Regions from separate parts of the Homo sapiens genome. Here region 2 is linked to region 1. A link is a loop called in an ENCODE intact Hi-C map of the cell type or tissue named here. Cell type or tissue: HCT116. All regions are shown on one strand. Links, peaks and the distances in the headings refer to the core of each region. The heading gives the core; the rest is flanking DNA.

Evidence for each region. Peaks named below come from ENCODE experiments on the same cell type or tissue, not always from the same donor. Only the 100,000 strongest peaks of a DNase experiment are listed, where the experiment ranks them.
Region 2: a loop joins it to region 1, with 16 times the contacts of the local background. A loop is called at or near these places in 20 of 110 quality-filtered maps.

What each region holds. Positions count from the first base shown.
Region 1 is chr1:201,040,312-201,045,677 of GRCh38, reverse strand. It overlaps CACNA1S (calcium voltage-gated channel subunit alpha1 S), which reads left to right. Exons shown (of 44, transcript NM_000069.3): 39 at 1,222-1,350; 40 at 2,147-2,397; 41 at 4,089-4,174; 42 at 4,965-5,056; 43 at 5,304-5,366. Among named protein-coding and RNA genes, the nearest start is that of KIF21B, 19 kb to the right of the region's middle. In HCT116, for the core only: a CTCF peak has its summit at 2,564 (motif pointing right); a DNase peak (open chromatin) is centred at 2,597.
Region 2 is chr1:200,892,120-200,897,485 of GRCh38, reverse strand. It overlaps INAVA (innate immunity activator), which reads right to left and starts at 2,586. Exons shown (of 10, transcript NM_001142569.3): 1 at 2,399-2,586. RefSeq lists enhancers at 1-435, 1,159-1,669, 1,670-2,181, 2,182-2,692. In HCT116, for the core only: a CTCF peak has its summit at 2,212 (motif pointing left); DNase peaks (open chromatin) are centred at 575 and 2,615; H3K4me3 peaks cover 3,948 bases; H3K27ac peaks cover 1,856 bases.

The sequences.
Region 1 (5,366 bases), core at 303-5,302:
CTGCGACCTCTGCCTCCCGGGTTCAAGCCATTCTCATGCCTCAGCTTCCTGAGTAGCTGGGATCACAGGCACACACCACCATGCCAGGCTACTTTTTGTATTTTTAGTAGAGATGGGGTTTCGCTATGCTGGCCAGACTGGTCTCAAACTCCTGACCTCAAGTGATCTGCCTGCCTCAGCTTCTCAAAGTGCTGGGATTACAGACGTGAGTCACCATGCCAGGCTAATACATTACTACATTCTAATCCTCAGACCCCATTCAAATTTCATTTGCTGTCCCAGTAAATGTCCTTTATAGCAAAAGGATCCAATCCAGAATCAGACAGTGCATTGAGTTGCCTTATCTCTTTCATCTCTTCCATCTGGAAGAGTTCATCAGTCTTTCCTTGACACGATCTTGACACTTGAAGACTGCAGGTCAGTATGTCCCTCAGTTGGGGTTTGTCTGATTACTAGGATATGCATCTTGGATAAGAATGCCACAGAAATGATTCTGTGTTCTCATTACAAGCTATTAGGTGACACCAGTCTTGACTTGTCCCATTACTGGTGATATTAACTTTGCTCAACTATATATATATGACATATCCAATCAATAAAGATCACCAATCTAGAAGACTGTACTGAGTAAGAACACTTCTCAACCTGGAAGCCTGGGAAGGGCATGAAATTTCCACCCATGGGGTCAAGAGATGACTCAATTGGAACAATTAAGGTGTGGGCTATCCCAGAGGCCAGAGCAGGACCTGGTGGCCTCTCAGGTACCTGAGATATTCAATAACCCAAGAGGGAGAGTGGGGCCTAGGCTGGGGCTTTGGGAGAGCCCTGGGTACAGTGATAAGAAACAAGTAAGCCATACGAAGCGGTTCTAGCCAGGCACGGTGGCTCATGCCTGTAATCCCAGCACTTTGGGAGGCCAAGTGGGTGGATCACAAGGTCAGGAGTTTGAGACCAGCCTAGCCAACATGGTGAAACCCCATCTCTACTAAAAATACAAGCATTAGCAGGGAGTGGTGGCACATGCCTATAATCCCAGCTACTCAGGAGGCTGAGGCAGGAGAATCACTTGAACCCGGGAAGCAGAGGTTACAGTGAGCTCAGATTGTGCCACTGCACTCCAGCCTGGGCAACAGAGTGAGACTCTGTCTCAAAAAAAGAAAAAGTGGTTCTGGTCTCCTCTCCTGGGCTGGAGAGATAACTGAGTCCCTTCGTCATCCCCAGGCAGGGCTGCGGACCATTGAGGAAGAGGCAGCCCCCGAGATCTGTCGCACGGTCTCAGGAGACCTGGCTGCTGAGGAGGAGCTGGAGAGAGCCATGGTGGAGGCTGCGATGGAGGAGGGAATATTCCGGGTGAGGGAGAGCCAGGAGCACCCCTAGTGGTCTAGACACCATGAGTGGCAGTGTCTCACAGAGAGGAGGGCTGGGAGCCCAGCCACACGAGAGGGGGACATGGGAGCTGAAGATACCCCACTCCGTCTCTCCACTTCACCACCCACCTCTCCTGGGACTCAGAATCAATGACCTGATCTACTAGAGGTGTCAAATGCAACACACTCTTTCCCACATTTCCCTACCAAATCTCACCCCTTCCCTTTCCTCCCCACAAACCCTAGGCAACGACCCATCTCCCAGAGGCCCTCCAGGATCAAATGCCCTGCCTGCCTCCACTGAGGCCAGTCCTCCATCCTTAGCTCTGTCTCATGTTTCTTATAACACTTTATTGCTGGAAGGTCTTTAATGACACCTAGTTAGGTCTTTTTGGGTTATTCATGAGGAAATAGTGGCCCACAGAGATCATGTGAGATGTCCAATATCACCTAGTAAATCAGTTTCAGAGCGGGGACTAGAACCCAGTGCTGCAGACTCCCGATTCAGCCCTCTCTCCCCTACACCACACTTCTCTTCTGTGTGCCTGTGTCCCCTATATACCTCCTTAGGTGTGTGCTGTCTACCCCATCAAACAAAGAACTTTCTAAGGGTGGGAATTTTCTTCTTTTGATCTCACCACTCAGTCCATCCTCCTTTGGCCTTATAAGATTTGTCTCCCAATACTATTGCTTGTTCCCAATACCACTGTCCCAGAGTGACAGCCCCCCATGCCCTCCCTGCCCTCACCCCCAGTCACTGCTCTTCTCCTTGCCCCTAGAGGACTGGAGGCCTGTTTGGCCAGGTGGACAACTTCCTGGAAAGGACCAACTCCCTGCCCCCCGTCATGGCCAATCAGAGACCCCTCCAGTTTGCTGAGATAGAGATGGAAGAGATGGAGTCACCTGTCTTCTTGGAGGACTTCCCACAAGATCCACGCACCAACCCCCTGGCTCGTGCCAATACCAACAATGCCAACGCCAATGTCGCCTATGGCAACAGCAACCATAGCAACAGCCATGTGTTTTCCAGGTAGTGGCGGCCACTGCCATCCCTGGGTGTAGAGGTACTGGGAGGACAATGTCAGCAGGTTCCAGGTTGGATTGGAAGAGGGTACCCCAAATTTGTAGGGTGTCTTTTGCTTGCCTTTGTGCCCCAATCCATCCTGAACCTTAATGTAAGAGGCCGACCTCGATGGCAGAGGCTTCTTTGGCCAGCAGGGGGAAGCCTCACATCATGTCAGTATTGGCCCCAGTGTTGAGAGGTTCTTTTATTCCGTCGGCTTCAGCAAGTCTAGGAGCTGAGACGTATTGAACACATGATAGGTTAGGAGAGGATCTTCGGTGGTAGCACATACCACAAAAGACTGTGGACAATAAGATTCCATCACTGGATTTAGGTTCCAAGGAGATCCCGCTGTGCTGGGTGGTTCCCATCTCACCAACCTTGGGCTGTAGACTAAATATAATCTGTGATTACGTAAGTGTCATAAAAAACAGCAGGATGAGGGGGAGAACTTCTCAGCAATCATAACTTAGGGGCTAGGCTCAGGCAAAGCTTCTGTTCTAGACAGGAGGTCAGCTGATTGGAGGCCTCTTCGGCCTGGAAAGGCTTAGCCCCAGGCCTCAGGAATAAGCAGAACAAGGCAGCAGCCAGCCCCTTTTCATGGCCAGGGCTGCCTGCACCCCTTCCAGTCACAGAGACCCCTTAAATTCAGCCCACAAGCCTTGAAGGGTGCATGTACCTTTTTGGGTCACCATGGTGCAAGGTAACGTGGAAATACAGAAGCATCAGCCCTGGGCCCTGCCCTGAAGGGGGTTGTCGTCTTGTTGGGTGATATGTTATGTGATATGATTGGGACCAAATAATCACAGAGGCCAGGAGTGGTGGCTCATGCCTGTAATCCCAGCACTTTGGGAGGCCTAGGCAGGTGGATCACTTGAGGTCAGGAGTTCGAGACCTGCCTGGCCAACATGGAGAAACCGTGTCTCTACTAAAAACACACAAAAAATTAGTCAGGTGTGGTGGCGCATGCCTGAAATCTCAGCTACTCGGGAGGCTGAGGCAGAAGAATCTCTTGAACTCAAGAAGTGGAGGTTGCAGTGAGCTGATTGTGCCACTGCACTCCAGCCTGGGTGAGAGAACAAGACTCCGTCTCAAAAAAACAAAACAAAACAAAACAAATAAACAAAAAACACCAAATAATAACAGATATTTAGTGTCCTGAGAGTGCAGAGGGGGTATGGATCACCATGGGCTGGAAAGACCTAGAATGGTTCTCAGCCTTGGCTGTGCATTAGATAATCCAGGGAGCTTCTGCAAATCCCAATGCCTGGGCCTCACCACAGATGCTGGGTGTGGGACTCAGCCACCACTCACCTTTGAGCTCCTCAGGTGATCCTATGTGTGGCCAAGATGGAGAAGCAGGGTTCCAAAGGCTGGGAGGCTGCAGCTGGGCCTTGGAAGATGAACAGAATGTAGAAAGGGTAGAGGGAGCAACTGAGCAAAGGAGTGGAGTCAGGAATGCTCTGGACTCCTTCCTCCTAGAGAGTCAGGGCTGGCTGGGGCACAGTGGTGGAAACGTCAGCCCTAGAGTCACGGCTGCTACACTAGGTTGGCCTTGTACAGGCTCTGAGGGAAAAGGATGTTTGGGGCCAGAGAGGCAGGGATGCCGAGAGAGCTAGCAGCCTTCTCTGGTTCACCCAGCCTTGCTTCCATTTCAGTGTCCACTATGAAAGGGAGTTCCCAGAAGAGACAGAGACGCCTGCTACCAGAGGACGAGCCCTTGGCCAACCCTGCAGGGTCCTGGGTCAGTCCCTTCTGTGCATCTAAGAAGCTTGAGTCTTCTCCCAGAGGAGTCCGGGAAGCCCCACTCTTTTCTTAGAGTCTGGGAACTTGGCTGGGAGGGCTGGCTTGGGAGCCTGTTACAATGGCAGTCATCTGGGCCCTGGAATGGGAAAACCATCAGGACCAGCTACTTGTCCAGGGGGGAAGCAGGGCACCATCTAGGTGGCTGAGTGAGGTGGAAGGGGGAAAGCCCATTCATGCTAAAGGGCCCTCTGCAGGCCTCCCAGGAAACTCACACAGCCCCCTACACCATCCCCAGCACAGGAGTCCCCACACCGCCCCAGGTCCCTGGAAGGGCAGCCCCTGGACACACTGACGTCTTGACTCTGGGGCCCTTCTGCAAATGATCTTGTAGTCTAGTATGTCCTAGACTGCTGTGTGACAGTAGGAGCCCCAAGGATGCTGGGGGCTAGTGGCAATAAGGATACTGCTGTGTTCCCCAACACACTTTCACTTTAATGTGCACACACCCAGGGACCACAGAGGACCAGCTTGGCCAGAGACTCTGGCCCTTATCCCCTCTCCCAAACCTTCAAGAACAGCGACCAGGGCCAGTAAAGTTGGGGCAGCCCTGCCTGGCCTGGAGTTGATTGGGCCTCATCATGTGTCCACCCTCTAAGACACCTTCTGCAGCCCTGAGAATCTCAGAGCTCTCACAGAGTGTGGCTAGCCAGCCAAGCGAGCCTCTGTTGACTCAGGGCTCCTGGCAGGAGTCAGCAGCCCCTCTTATCCTTGCCCCTTCTTGCATACAGGACCCCACAGCAAACCCTGTGTGGAGATGCTGAAGGGACTGCTGACCCAGAGGGCAATGCCCAGAGGCCAGGCACCTCCTGCCCCCTGCCAGGTAACAGTGGCAGAGGCCTGGGAGCAAACTCCATACAGAGACCCTGCCTGGCCTGATACTTGGAGTGGGATCATGGCAGGGGAAGGCTGTGGCAGCAATGTGTCCAACAGTACAGAAGGGACGGGATCCCTCCATCCTCCCCTTTCTGTGGATCTTGGTTGAGTTGCCCTCAGATGATCTGGAATTTTGCTCATTGGTGGGCTCCAGCACCCCTGTCGGGGTCTTTGCTTTTGTACCTTTGGAACAGTGCCCCAGGGTGGAGTCCTCCATGCCTGAGGACAGAAAGAGCTCCACACCAGGGTCTCTTCAT
Region 2 (5,366 bases), core at 72-5,071, 150 kb after region 1:
GTCCAGGACGCCCACTCTCTGAATTGGCGCCCTGGACTCTGAACTTCACATCATCTGCAGATATGTGCAGCCACTGTATGCCAGAGAGCTGTCCCAAAGCCCTCAAACAACTTTCAAGCCATCAATTACTCCTGGGAGACCACTGAAGGGGAATCAGCCTAGATCCCCTACACCCCACAGCCAGGGGAGACCCAGGGCTGTGTCTATCAGGGTTGCCAAGAGTTGACAGGAGAGGGGCAAGCAGTGACTAGAGCAGAAGCTGTGCAAGGACAGAAAGGAGATCACCTGCTCCTCTGCCTGCTTCGGGGTGGAGAACACTTGGGTGGTACAGGTGCCATCCCATTGTGTCGGCTCAGCTAGGGACCAGTCACCCAGATAACACCTGTGCCCACCCCCTCTCCCTCCTCACCAACCCACACCCCTGGTTGGGGTCCCAGCTGGCCAGGGCCTGGCAGCTGCTGGCTGCAGCAGGGGTGGGAGGGGTGGGCGGAGCCCATGCAGGTGGTTGGGTCTGGAAAGAGAGCTCAGCCACCTCCTCACTGAGTCAGCCCATTGAGCAAGAGTCCAAAAGTCCTTCCGAGTTTCTGTCTGGAGCCTATCCTGCCTCCTCAGAGCGCGGGGCCGCAGGGTGGGGGAGGTGAGCTCCACCCCTCCTCAGGCAGCCAACACGACAGAAAAGTCGGCCTTGGGAAAGCTGGTAACAAAGCAAGGCCAACAGGGAGAGGGGACTGCTGTCAGCCAGGTCCCTGGTGATACCTCTCCACCCATCAAGATGATAAGAGCAGGACGATCAAGAACTTTTATAGACCTACATAAACAACACAGCAACCACAGGCAGCAACAATCAAACACAAAGCCCTGAAAGCAACATGTACCTTGCACTTTGGAATTTCAATTATTCAAGGAAGTCTAGAGAATGCATGGGAGAATTATTTTTTTTAACTTTATGGGAGGCCTTTGCAAACATGCCAAAGTTCTGAAAGATTGGCCATATATTCTGGAACCCCACCCCGCAGGATACTTAGGATGACTATTAGCTCTGCACTGTCCATCTGTCCCAAACTCTATCCCTCGTAGAGATAAGAACAGGACAGAGGAGCAGGCAGCTCACCCCCACCCCTTCCCACCCACCCTAGCCATCCTCCCACCCTCCCCAGAAGCCAAGAGCAGGGTGCAGCCAGAGGTAGGAAGCAAGGTGGTCTCAGCTAGCATGCTGAGTGTGTCTGCTTTGCACAGAGGAGGAAGTAATGTGGGAGGGGAAGCCATTAATTAGTCACGCTTGCTAATTAATTATTAACCACTAAGTAGTTGCCTTGGAAAGTTGGGCCAACTCAGCCCCTGCTTCTCAGGGGCTCTGAGACTGTTGCAGAGGAGTGGGGACTTACAGGGACAGAGGGGTACCTTAGCACGCCTCCCGTCTCCGCCAGCTTCCCCTTCTCCCAGCTCAGCCCAGTCTCTGACTGCCAGCATCAAAGGGGAGGCACTGATCTTCCCAGTGGTCCCAGCCTGATGCTGGGTCCTCTCTGGGATGACTTGCTGCCCCAAGTAGAGCAAAGAGAACAGCGTCAGATGCCCAGAGCCCCTGGCTGTGGGCTCAAGGCTTGGTTCTGCTGCGGTCTGTACTACCTTGGGGAAGTCACCAGGCCTCCCGGGGCTTCCTTTCCTCCTGTGCACAATAAAGACTGCACAGTGTCTAAAGCCTTTCCAGGTCCCCGGTCTGAATCTCGACCTCTTGGTCAATGTCAGGCCAAGAAGGAAACCCGTACAGCCACATAGCGGACCCTCACATCTGCCTCTGCCGAGGCCGCCCTCCACAGCTGTAGGGAACCTGCCCCAGAGTCAACAGGTGAGAGCGAGGGCACCACCCCCACCCAGGAGGCTATGAGTCTTAAGTGTCTAAGGCATTGCTTTTAGATAAAGGCAGTTCAGGTAACATCCCCACCCCCTCCCTAACACAGGGATCCCTCCTGGGCCTCTTCAAGCTCCAGTACTGGGCCCTAAAAAGCAGCCCACCCGGCTGAACAATGTCCCCAGAAAAAGGCAGAGGAGACCAGAAGGGGCACAGAGGGAGGGAGGGAAACTCCAGAGCACCTTCCCTCAGGCCGGGCCATGGGGGATCCTCCTCTATCCCAAGTGTGTCCCCCAAAGCCAGGTCTCAGGCCTGCCTGTCCCAGCTCATCTCTGCTTGCTCTCCCTCTGGTGGAAACTAAGGCCTAGGCAACCACAAGAACAGGCTCCCGTCCAAGCCCACCAGCACCCCTCTGTCATCCCTACACACCAGACATAGGCTGGCGGGGGTGGGGGTCGGAGGGGGGTGATGGCCACTGCTTGGGCTCCTCCACTCCCAGGCCAGCCTGCTCTCAGCCCCAAAGACCCATTCCACCTCCCCCGCCCTCACCTGCTTCTGGGCTTTAGTCCAGGAGTTGAAAAACAGCCCCTGCTTCCAGTCAGGGGGCTCAGGGCCCTCACATGTCGCCTCAGGGTCTCCCAAGCCACAGGCCTGTGCTCTCTCTCCAGCTGACGGAGCTGCTGGCCGTCCGTCCGTCTCGGCTCACCTGCCTACCTTGCCGTCCCTCCCAGGCTGCCGGGCCAGGGGAACCAGGTTACTTGTTATGACTTGAGTCAGAGGGGAGGAGCAGGTGAGCAAGTCCTTCCCTGAACTAATCCCGTGCAACTGGTGCCAGCAGGCAGCTCCTGGGCCTCTGCACTTCCGGGGGGCAGGAGGGTAGCAGGGAAAAAGGGGCTCCCATGGAGGAATCCCCAAAGAAGACAACAACAAGAGTCATGTCTTCATGGCCTCAAGAGACCCTAGTACAACATTCTGAGCTGTGAGGTACCTGCGTGCCCTCCTGTCCTGACCCTGGCTCTCCCTGCCTTCCTTTGACCTCAGTTTCTCTTTCCAGAAATTGAGGCCTGTTAAGCACCCCGGAAGCAAGGTGAAATGTCCACTGTCCATGGAAAAAACAAGCAGGACATTTACAAACTGACAGGGATGGGTCACTGCTCTTCCCCACATATGGAAATGAAGACCAAGGCCTGGGTTTTATCTCTCCCGAGTGAGGATTTTAAAACCTCAGGCAAGGCAGCTGGAATTCCAATATGCAGAAGTTCTAGAATCCTAGAGAGAGAGGATCAGGCTGTTCTTTTTATCCCAGACATTGTCCCCCAAGGGTATCGAGGCCATCACTTCTCTGTTGATTATTTACATCCATCCCCCAGCAACGCATGTTCATGGGGCACTGACAGGCACTGACCTGAGCCCAAGTCCTGTTTCCTACTCCACAGGAGGTCCACTGTGACCCCAGACCCTAAGTCCACTCCCCAAATGCAAGGAGCCAGAGACCAAAATGGAACTTATTTCCTATAAAAAATAAGCCTCAAGATCTCCCATCCCACCGACCCCCAAGCAAATGGGAAACTGGAATCTAGCCTATTTCAAGGCGGAAGCAGAGCTAACGCTGACTGTTGCCTGGCCTGTCCCCAGCAGGCTGCACCCCTCAAGTCTTCATCTTACCACCTCCCTTTCCCCCCACTCTCTGATCTTCCCACCATTCCCCCGACCCAGATTCCAGTGCCTCAATACATGTCTGGATTGCTTCCCCTCCCCCAGCCCCTAAAAAGTCCTGTCCCCACTCCCTACCCCCAAGTGCAGGGATGACAGAGGAAGTTTGCTTTCACCAGGCATCTCCTGTGGAGCGGAACTCATGGGGCTGGAGTCCCCCAGCATCCCCCACTGCTCCGGTACACACACCCAGCACACCTTCACATTCCTGTACACACCCTTTTTCCAAACAATGCTAGCCCCAGAGTGCTCCAGGCTGACCACCTCATTTTCTGCCCAGGCTGAGGCTGAGGGGCCCTAAGAGGGGACAGTTCTTCCTCCCCCCGCCCCATTGGGAGCTTGTTCTCTGGGTCTCCCAAAGAGCCTGCAGCCCTGCCCTTCCCCAGTCCTCCGTGACACACCGTCCCTCCCCATAGAGGCTTGGCACTTTCTTACAAAGTCAAACAGAGAGGGGTTGACTCTGGGCATAAGCGGCCCTTCCTCCACCTTGCCCATCTCCAGCTCCAGGTGGGGGTTGGTGGAAGTTTCTACCAGCTGTGAATTGGCTCACAGTTCACATTTCTTGAGCATAAAATAAAATTAAGAAGATCACTAAAAAAGTCAATTATATGAAATAAAGTTCTAAAAATATAAAAACATAGCAATATATATGCTTCTTTATTAACATTAAGCAGGGTCTAGCAGTGGGTAATTTCACACAAGGGCTGAGTGTAAACAACATTTCAAGACTGCTGTGACTGCAGTGTGATATGAAACTATGAATTCTATTAATGGCAAAGTCACAGGTACTGCCAATGCTACTGTGATTTGTTGTCTTCATAACTAAAGGTGATGTTAAAATCTGTTAAAGGTTGGTGAAAAACAATGATATCTTTTTTTGCCTCACCTAGTTTACACATCCTCTGAATTCCATCTACAGATGCCTAATGCCAATGAACCCAGTTAAGAATCCCTGCCCTCAGGTAATCCTCCATCTCTGACTTCAGGGGAGGTTAGTACAGATGCTCAATCTCACTGTTTGCATTGATCCTTTGGAATTCTCAAAAACACCTTGCTCCCCCAAATTCACGCTCAATATTTCCCAACCTTGCAGAATCTGAGGTTTGGAAGGGAGCTGGCTAACCAAACCTCCTGCCAAGAACCCCGGGGAGCCATCCTTGGAGCTCTCTGATGGCCATGTCATTCAATTCAAAATACCAATGGGGGAGGTGGGCACTCCAGAGGCCAGCTGGGAATCTGAAACAGCTCCCCACTCCAGTCAGGCCGGGGAGTCAGGGGACTGATGCCCCAGCCCCAAACCCCAGAGTGCCGTCCAGACCACCAGTTGGTGAGGAAGTGGTATTTCCTTGCAAAACATTATAGTACTTGGAATCTGATCTTTGCAGACAAGAGCCCTTCCCCAGGGAAGAGAAACTGGACCTCTTCAGTGTTTTCGTTTCCTGAGGAAAAGTCCCGAGTCAGAAAACTCTTCCCCAGCGCTGTAGCCATCCACTCTCCATTTTTTTTAAAAAAAAGTTCCTTCTTTTAGGGTCTTCTGATAACACCAGATTGGAAGTTCTTTAAAGCAAGGGCCTCGTCCTACCATCTTCACATCCCCAACAGCCCCCAGCAAAGTAGTCTCAGGCACTGCTAAAATCTTACTTCAAGAATTAAGGAATCAATGGCCAGCGCTAGAGACAACAGTGAAAAAAGGAAGAAGTGAAATAGCCCGGGACCCTCCAGGCAAGAGGGGTAGGAGATGGTTCCTTCACTGTTTTCTTACTCGCGTCTGCTCCCTGCTCACTAGGAAAGGTGTTCGCCTCCA